2 separate regions of the Homo sapiens genome follow, and region 2 is linked to region 1. A link is a contact called in ENCODE Hi-C or POLR2A ChIA-PET data. All regions are on one chromosome and are shown on one strand. Each heading gives the region's core, a stretch centred on a gene start or an enhancer-like site at or near the end of the contact. The rest is flanking DNA. Distances are from core to core; before and after follow the strand shown. Region 1 overlaps PDZD2 (PDZ domain containing 2). Region 2 holds the start of MTMR12 (myotubularin related protein 12).

Region 1 (4,614 bases), core at 1,390-3,889:
AAACACATTGGGATGTCATTTGAGGCCCTTTATTATCTGATTCCTGGTTAACTGTCTGCCTCCATCTCTCACTGCTTTCTTTTTTTCTTTTTTACCTTTACCAGTTTATTATATAATAAAGAATACAGATGAAGAATTACATAAGGCGAGGTCCAGAGGGTTCCCAGCACAGGAGCTTCTGTCCTTGTGGAGATGGGGGTGGGGGGGGTGCATCACCCTCCTGGCATGTGGATGTATTCACCCTCCTGGCATGTGGATGTATTCACCATCCTGGAAGCTCTCCAAACCTCATACTCTAGGGATTTGTATGAAGGCTTCATCCTGAAGGCATGATCATTTGTTAACTCAAAATCCAGCATTTCTCCCCTGACTCCAGAAGATGGGGGTAGGGCAGAAAGTTGCAAGCTTCTCATGGCCTGTCCTTTCTGGTAACTAACCCCCGTCTGGAAGCTATCCCTGATATCCAGTTTCTTATTCCCTGATTTGGAGTGAATTCACTGCAAGCTTTTTCAAAGACCATACTTAGTGTCACCTCTGAGCCTTTGCGAGTGCTCCGCTCACTACCTGGTTTCTTCTCCCCTCTCCCACGTCGCTTAGCTTCTACCTTTCCTAGGGGACCAAGCCTCAAGACACCCTCCTGTAGGAGGTCTCTGTGACATTCCTGCCGCCTGCTCTGTCATTAGCCATCTCCTCTTCGGTCTCCTGCGGTACCCTCTGCTGGTCTTCATTCATGCCCGAGCCCGACGTATTCCAATTACCATTTGGCTCATCGTGTCCCCAGTAGACTTTAAGAGCAAAGCCTTTGATTTTTTAAAAATGTTTTATATATTTGGGGGATGGAGGTGCAGATTTCTTCAACACATATATTACGTAGTGATGAAGTTCAGGCTTTAACGTGCCCATCACCTGAATAGTGAACATTTTTCTTGATAGATAATTTTTTAGCTCTCACCCTGCTTCCCCGTTTTCCAGTCTCCAGTGTCTGTTATTCCACTCTGCACGGACAGCCATTGTTCACCTCCCACTTATGAGTGAGAACATGGAGTATTTGACTTTGTGTCCTGAGTTATTTCACTGAAGGTAATGGCCTTTGGTTCCATCCATGTTGCTGCAAAAGACATGATTTAATTCTGTTTTATGGCTGAGGAGTATTCTGTGGTATATACCACATTTTCTTTTCTTTTTTTTTTTTTTTTTTTGAGACGAAGTCTCACTCCGTCACCCAGGCTGGAGTGCAGTGGCGCGATCTTGGCTCGCTGCAGCCTCTGCCTCCTGGGTTCAAGCAATTCTCCTGCCTCAGCCTCCCAAATAGCTGGGACTATAGGCACACGCCACCATGTCCAGCTAATTTTTTGTATTTTTAGTAGAGAGGGGGTTTTACCATGTTGGCCAGGCTGGCCTCGAGCTCCTGACCTCTAGTGATCTGCCTGCCTCGGCCTCCCAAAGTGCCGGGATTACAGGCATGAGCCACCACACCTGGCCTGGTGTATACCACATTTTCTTTATCCAGTCAGCCATTGATAGACACTTAGGTTGATTCTGTATCTTTGCTATTGTGAATAGTGCAGGGCGGGGCCTTCTTTGTCTTTGTTTCCCGTCTTAGCTCAGTGCCTTGTAGGTATTTATTAATCAAGGCCCCAAGAATACTAGTCCTGGGAGATGGGACCCTGAAGTTCCTGCCTCAGTTCTGCCATCCCCAGCACTGTGGCCTTCAGGTTGCTGCGGCCTTTCTCTGGCCTTCTGTTTTCTCACCTATAAACTGAGCATTTTGGTCTGATGACTAAGGGACTTCCAGCTCTGACATTATGCTCACCCATTTCTTACTGATCATTCTGAATAAGAAGGGGTAAGCAAACGGTTTCAGAAAAGGTTTGCAACTAGCGCCGGAGTATTTACGGCAGCAAGATTCTGGTTGGATTGTGTCTTCTCACATATGGGGCAAAGTTGCTGTTATAAAGTTTTATTTTTGGTTCCAGCAGTAATGAGGTCATTTAAATGCTGTGAGACAGCTCCCTTTAATGTACCGCTCCTGTTTTGGTAAATAAATCCCTTCGTTGGCTTCAGTGAAGGGATACATGTGTGAACTCACGCAGTAATTGGCAGTTTACAGGAAAGGGTAACACTCCAACAACATTAGTGCAGAAGTCCATAGCATCCAGTTTTTCAGGGTTTGGCTTTTTCTCAATAGGCTGACAAAGTCTTGTTGCCCTTTAAGCTAATGTAAAAGAAAACAAATGCCCAAACCATCTGTCTAGACAGGGTCTGTTGCAGAACTCGGTCTCTCCAACTGGACCAGGGTTCACACAATGAACACTGGCAAACAGACAGATCTCCCATCTGTGTGAGCTTCTTAACCTCAGTCGCAAGGACCATCATGGAACTGTAAGATTAGCGGATAAACATTCTATATTTGTTCATTCAGTGCTATTTATGGGATATTATAATGTGGTAGACACTGTTCTAATTGCTAGAGAACTAGTTGGTAAACAAGACAGACAAGGTTCTTATCTCACAGCATTTATAGCATACCACAAACAATAAATAAGCAAATCCACAAATCACAGTGTCAGAAGCTGATGAGTCAATGAAATAAAACAGGGTGAAGTGAAAGCTGGCCGGGCAGTGTCATGGGCAGGGGGCTGGTTGATGTTGGGTGTCAGAGCAGGAAGATCTCAGTAAAGAGGCGATGTTTGAGCTGAGGATTGAGTGTCAGAAAAGGGCAGCCCTGCATAATCCGGGGCAGAATGTTCCCAGGGAAGAACCAGCAAAGCATCTGCCCTCAGGCAGGAATGACAGAGTGTTCCATGAGAAAGACACTGGGCACCAGGAGATGATTCAGGAGGTGTGGGCAGGGCTGGTTACAGAGGTTCGCATATGCCACCTTGGAGTTTGAACCTTATTCTCGGTCCTGTGGGAAGTTGTTGGAGGGCTTATGCTGAGTGCATCACAGCCTATGTTTTTTAAACCTTCCCCTTGGATGTTTGATGGAGGATAATGGATTGTAGGAGGTGAAATTTAAAAGGGAGACCAAACTGGAGGCTATTGTGGTCACCCAAGCTAAAGATGCTGGTCACTTTGACGGGGGAGGTTAGGGAGAGGAGAAGGCCAAAGTCGGTGGATCTGGCATCTATTTCGGAAGTAGACTCTACAGATGGTGCTCGTGGTTCAGATGTGGGAGATTAAACAGAAGGAATCAAAGATACTTCACGGACTTTTGGCTTGTGGATCATCTTTAGCCTGAGTAGAGGATAATGCTGTTTGCATTGAGATGGGAAAGCCAGGAGTAAGAGAGGAAAAAAGTCCAGTTTTGATTGTACTAAGGTGTATATCAGATACCCAAGTGGAATTGTTAAGGAGGCAGTTGGAAATATCCTTAATATCGTTATATTTAAGTTGGCCTGTTAGATTTTGGCCAGTACAAGTTTTAGCCTAGTAAATATCAGACACTGATTTATTTTTTACTGAACGTTGCTGTAGGCAAATACCTTTAAAACTGACAATTGTGGGCCCGGCACGGTGGCTCACGCCTGTAATCTCAGCACTTTGGGAGGCCGAGGTGGGCAGATCACCAGTGGTCAGGAGTTCAAGACCAGCCTGGCCAATATGGTGAAACCTTGTCTCTGCTAATAATACAAAAATTAGCTGAGTGGATGTGGTGGTGTGCACCTGTAATCCCAGCTACTCGGGAGGCTGAGGCAGGAGAATCACTTGAACCCAGGAGGCAGAGGTTGCAGTGAGCCAAGATTGTGCCATTGCACTTCAGCCTAGGTGACAGAGTGAGACCCTGTCTCGAAAGAAAAAAACAAAACAACAACAAAAAAAACTGCTAACATTTACTTCTTGTTGCTTGTGTCTTCCTTTGTAGTCCTCTGAACTCCCTTCATTAGATGATCAGAAATTCCAAGGTGAGGAAACTTGCATTAATTTCTTTGGACACTCCCCTCCTATCTCCTACTTTCAATTAAAAAAAAATTATGTTATCGGATAAAAGTGAAAAAGAAGGTCTGTTTCTTGAGTAGTGTAGTTGGGGGCTGTATTACAGATTAGTGATTTCTGCCCTCTGAAGCCAGTTTTATTTGTTAAGTGTTTTGCATGACTTTATTTTTAACGAGTTTTGTGGTTTGGGGCTGGGGGCAGGCAAGTGGAGTGGAAATGTGGGTGCTCTTGATGGAAAGTGTCTTGAACTCTTCTGTCAGTATATATATATATACATTTGAGCTGATATTGTATTCCCATGAACATCGTTTTGCATGTTTCTTGTCACATGTCCTACTTCTAAAAGTATTTAAAAATTAGAAAGGAATGTACCTAGTATTGTCACATCCTTTGTTAACCATACTTACATGTTTTGTTTAACAAAGAGGAGGGGAAAAGGAGAAAAGAATGGTGGTGTAAACTAGTAAGGGGGATGGATAGGTTTTTACTAATTTGCGCTAAAACCCAAATAGATTTTCTTATTTCTGGACTCTAAGAATGGTCCTTGTTGCTCTTGGGAAAGAGGTTCACAGCTTTTCTGTCCTGGGGGAGGAAGAAACACTCATCTTCTAGACCCCAGCAGCCAGAGCATATCTTCCACGGAAAAAAACAGCCAGCATCCTTCTCTCAAGTGTGCCT
Region 2 (4,614 bases), core at 970-3,469, 320 kb after region 1:
GATAGCACAACAGGGTGACTACAGTCAACAATAATTGTATATTTTATAATAACTTAAAGAGTATAATTGGATAGTGTGTAACACAAAGGAAGGATAAATGCTTGCAGTGATGGATACCCCATTCATGCATTGTATGCCTGTATCCAAAGATTTCTTTCTTTTTTTTTTTTTTGAGATGGAGTCTCGCTCTGTCGCCCAAGCTGTAGTGCAGTGGCGCGATCTCGGCTCACTGCAACCTCTGCCTCCTGGGTTCAAGCGATTCTCCTGCCTCAGCCTCCCAAGTAGCTGGGATTACAGGTGCGCACCACCATGCCTGGCTAATTTTAGGGTTTCACCATGTTGGCCAGGCTGGTCTCCAACTTCTGACCTCAGGTGATCCACCCACCTCAGCCGGCCCAAAGTGCTGGGATTACAGGTGTCAGCCACCATGCCCAGCCCAAATATTTCATGTATCCCATTAAATATATACACCTACTATACCCACAAAAATTTTTTAAATGTTTAAATGTTTTAAAAAGACACAAAGAGAAATTGACCACATTGCTTAAATGTGATACCACAAGGGAAGCCCGCTGAAACTTTAAGATGACCCTGACTCCACATCAAGTGCTAACAGAGGAAATGGTTTGTATTTTACAACTAGGACTAAAAATAAGACCCATTTTAAGAGCACTTTCCCCTGGAGAAAACACACATATCTTGAATTTAAAGATACATATGCAAATGCCTCAGGCCCCAGGTGGTCTTTACGGAAGCAGTCCCTGATCAGATCTCTCATCCACAGCCCACGTGCTTCTGCATTACAGAGGTGGGAAGACATCTGCAACAAATTTGGCGGTGCTTCTGCACTTCTGCTGGAGAGAAGGGCAGAAAAAAACCTTTACAGATGCAAAACAAGAAGGCTTCTCATTAGGCATTTGGATTAAGAACTATTGCTCAAGAAGCCCTGAGCAAGGCCTACAAGTTCTGATCTCTCTAACCTCCTCTCCTATGACTGTCCCCCTTGTCCATGGGCCTCTGCCATGCTGGCTTCCTTGACGCTCCGCCAACCCTTCAGACACACTCCCACCTCACGACCTTCCCGGGGGCTGTTCCCTCTACCTGGACGACTCTTCTCTCAGACCTCTCGTATCTTCAAGTCTCGGCTCAAATGCCACCTTTGCGAGGAGGAAAAAGATTTCTTTTCTTTCCCATGATATTTATCACCTCCTACTACACCGTATAATTTACTTAATTATCTATAATTCACCCCGTTTCTCCTTTCCCCCTCAAATAAGCTCCAGGAATGCAGAGATCTCTGTCCTGTTCACTGATGTCTATCACAAGCACTTAGTGCCTGACACACAGTAGGAGCTCGAGAAGTATTTTCTGAATGAATGAACAAATTTCTTGACCTGAAGATTCAGAAGAGTAAGAAGTGGGTGGAAAGGATGATGGTGAGGGGATGAGGAGAAAGAAGCGACAGCGGAGAATTCCCAAGGGAGAGACAAGCAGAGACTGGCTGAGGCCAGGCCGACCCCCTTTTCTCCCCGCAGCGCTGACGGGAGGCGGACGTAGGTGCAGGGCATCCCGCCAGCCGCACCCGAGGCACTCAGACGCAGGCAGCGGAGGCCGGCGGGCTTCTGGGCTCACTGAGAAAGTCCAGAGGCAGGACGGACCCACGCGGGCTCCGAGCAGGCCCCGTTGGGGGCTCCGACCCACGGCCCTACCCCTCCCAGCAGTGCCCACAACCCCAGGTCCTCTCCAGAATCCCCAGGGGCGTTCCGGGCCGCAATCCCTTCTCGGCTCGGGCCCCTCCACCAGCCTCCAGCGCTCGGGCCCTGCGCTCAGGCACCTGCCTGCCTGCGCCGGGGTCCCCATTCCGGCCCGCGCGGAGGCCCCAGCGCGCTCCTGCGGCCTCAGCCCGCCTGGCTGCCCCGTCGCCCGGCACAAGGGCAGGAAGCGCTCCGCGGCGCTCCCCGCTGCAAGGAAGGGGCTCCCGGCGCCCCTCGCCCCGGCCGCCCCTGCCCGACGCCCCGCCTGCGCGGCGCCCCCTCACCTCAGGGCGTACGTACGACACGAAGGAGGGCTTGGGGGCCTTGGTGCCGCCGCCACCGCCGACTACTCCTTTCCCCAGCATACCGCCGCCCTGGGAAGCAGCGACGCGCGGACGCAGAGGCGGCGGCTCGGGCTCCAGCTGGGGCAGCAGCGGCGGCCACCAGCACTAGCGGCTGGGGCTCCGCCCATCCCCAAGGCCGCGACCGCCGCGATGCCGCCCGCATCCGGCTCCGCCGCTGACACCGCTCGCCCCGCCCAGGCCCGTGGGCCCCGCCCATCCCGTGCGCGGGCCCAGAGAGCCGGGAGACCGCAACTGGAGGCCACGCCCCCCCATCACGTCAGGAGAGTTTGACCCGCCGAGATTCACCACCTTCCTGCGGCAGAGCCCGCCCTCATGCTTTCTCTGATTGGCCCGAGGCGCTGCCGGCCGAACCCCGCTCCCAACCCATTCTTGAGTGCACTTGGAGAGATGTTTCCTCCAACCAATCCAGAGAGCGTTCTCTCCGGACTTTCCAACGATTGGATGGCGAGGATAAAACCGTCGTCCAATGATCCTGCAGTCACCAAGTTGTCGTTAGCAGGGGTTCACGGCAGTCGTTTTCTTCCGTTTGCTTGTGTCTTTGGAATAAAACGTCCAAAAATGGGATGTATGGAATCTTGCTATAGGAGTTCCCAACTTACAGCGATGACGTTCAAGGTTTTTTATTTTATTATTATTTACTTTTGAGACGGAGTTTTGCTCTTGTCGCCCAGGCTGGAGTGCAATGGCGCGATCTCTGCTCATTGCAACCTCCGTCTCCCAGGTTCAAGCGATTCTCTTGCCTCAGCCTCCTGAGTAGCTGGGATTACAGGCGCCCGCCACTATATCCAGCTAATTTTGTGTGTGTGTGTGTGTGTGTGTGTGTGTGTCGTTCTGTCGCCCAGGCTTGAGTGCAATGGCGTAGTATAGGCTCACTGCAACCTCTGCCTCCCAGGTTCAAGCGATTCTCCTGCCTCAGCCTCCCGAGTAGCTGGGATTATAGGCGCCTGCCATCACACCCGGCTAATTTTTGTATTTTTAGTAGAGACGGGGTTTCACCATGTTGGCCAGGCTAGTCTCAAACCCCTAACCTCGTGATCCGCCCGCCTCAGCCTCCCAAAGTGTTGGGATTAGAGGCATGAGCCACCGCGCCATGCCGCTAATTTTTGTATTTTTAATGGAGACGGGGGTTTCACCATGTTGGCCAGGCTGGTCTCAAACTCCTGACTTCAGATGATCCACCCGCTTCGGCCTCCCGAAGTGCTGGGATTACAGGCGTGAGCCACCGCGCCCGACCTCAAGGTTTATTATTTTAAATGTAAACAAAAATGAGACAAACGATGACTCACGCCTCTAATCCCAGCACTTTGGGAGGCCGAGGCGGGTGGATCATCTGAAGTCAGGAGTTTGAGACCAGCCTGGCCAACATGGAGAAACCCTATCTCTACTAAAAATACAAAAATTAGCCTGGTGTGGTGGCGGGCGCCTGTAATCCCAGCTACTCGGGAGGCTGAGGCACGAGAATCGCTTGAACCAAGGTTGCAGTGAGCCAGGATCGCGCCACTGCACTCCAGCCTGGGTGGCAGAGCAAGACTGTGTCTCAAACAGAAAAAAAAAAGTGTCAAATCAAGTGTTAACAAGGCAGTGAGGAATAAGTTTGAGCGTTTGATAATAAAAGACTTTGTCAACTTCATTTTTCCAAACCTTTCCCTTCTTTGTGTTTCCAACAGGAAGAATATCAAGAGCCCTTAAGAGACTTCTATTTACTCTACGAAGTTATTGATAAAACCCTCATTTTTTAGTCAAGATTGCAAAGAAAATTCATTTCAGTTCTACATTTGGTGCCAAGCGTTGTTAGTTGCAGATAAATAAGATAGAATCCAGCTCTTAAGAAATTCAATCTAGTGGAAAAAAACATAAATATTTGCAGTTAATTTTTTAGGCGTCAGGCACTGTGCTAAGTACTCTCATTGGTGACCTTGATTTTTACCCTCTTAATCTCCATGTGCTCCCCCTTCCCAAATACACTCCAAGTAAATATAAAATCTTAGTGAAAACAAATGTGCTTGCTTTTGCAAACATAGTTTCAACGCAAGTCCTGCAGCTCCGTTTCCAGCTAGATTGCCACCTGTAAGCCAATATTTGGTATAGCTGTGCTGCAGCCGCCTCTGAGTTTCCTTATCCCAGTTTCCAGGTGACAAAACAGAGATGCAAGTAATTTGCCCAGGTCTCACAACTAGTCACTGAGAGAGCTGGGATTTCAACCCGGGTTTGTCTCATTCGAAATCCCAAGTTCTTAACATTATAATTATACAAATTAGAAAGGAGCACAATGAAAGTGTGGTCAATTCTATTTGGGGAGTCCAAGTTGAGGCCATCCTTACAAGGTTGAGAAGAATTCTGCACAAAAATAGAGTTATAACTAAGCATTAATCAGGCTGCAGTTCGGCCTGCTTCTTTGTATTAATAACTTCAGGTAACACTAGGTACTGACCATTTGCATCCCTGTTGTTTCAATAGGTAGGATTTCTGGCTCTGGAATCATAAGGGTTTTATTT

The links. A loop is a pair of places that touch in the nucleus more often than their neighbours do. ChIA-PET counts read pairs that join two places held with the same protein, here RNA polymerase II (POLR2A). Pooled maps may share reads with other maps.
Region 2: a map of OCI-LY7 shows a loop between it and region 1 (2.0-fold over the local background). The contact joins the promoter of MTMR12 here to the enhancer-like site in region 1. A Hi-C loop is called at or near these places in 2 of 168 maps with a recorded cell type or tissue (OCI-LY7 and psoas muscle), 3 of 37 single-sample maps with no recorded cell type and 4 of 50 pooled maps. POLR2A ChIA-PET finds 5 or more read pairs at or near these places in 1 of 52 experiments (CD4-positive, alpha-beta T cell).

Annotation. Positions count from the first base shown.
Region 1 is chr5:31,988,242-31,992,855 of GRCh38, forward strand. The region is part of intron 3 of PDZD2 (PDZ domain containing 2); the gene reads left to right. Among named protein-coding and RNA genes, the nearest start is that of MIR4279, 54 kb to the left of the region's middle. Within about 2 kb of position 2,640, at least 2 of the 41 ENCODE cell types and tissues checked have a DNase peak (open chromatin) inside an H3K27ac peak, as active enhancers do.
Region 2 is chr5:32,310,720-32,315,333 of GRCh38, forward strand. It overlaps MTMR12 (myotubularin related protein 12), which reads right to left and starts at 2,220. Exons shown (of 16, transcript NM_001040446.3): 1 at 2,039-2,220. The coding sequence starts at 2,119. RefSeq lists silencers at 1,549-1,688, 1,759-2,548 and an enhancer at 2,639-2,688.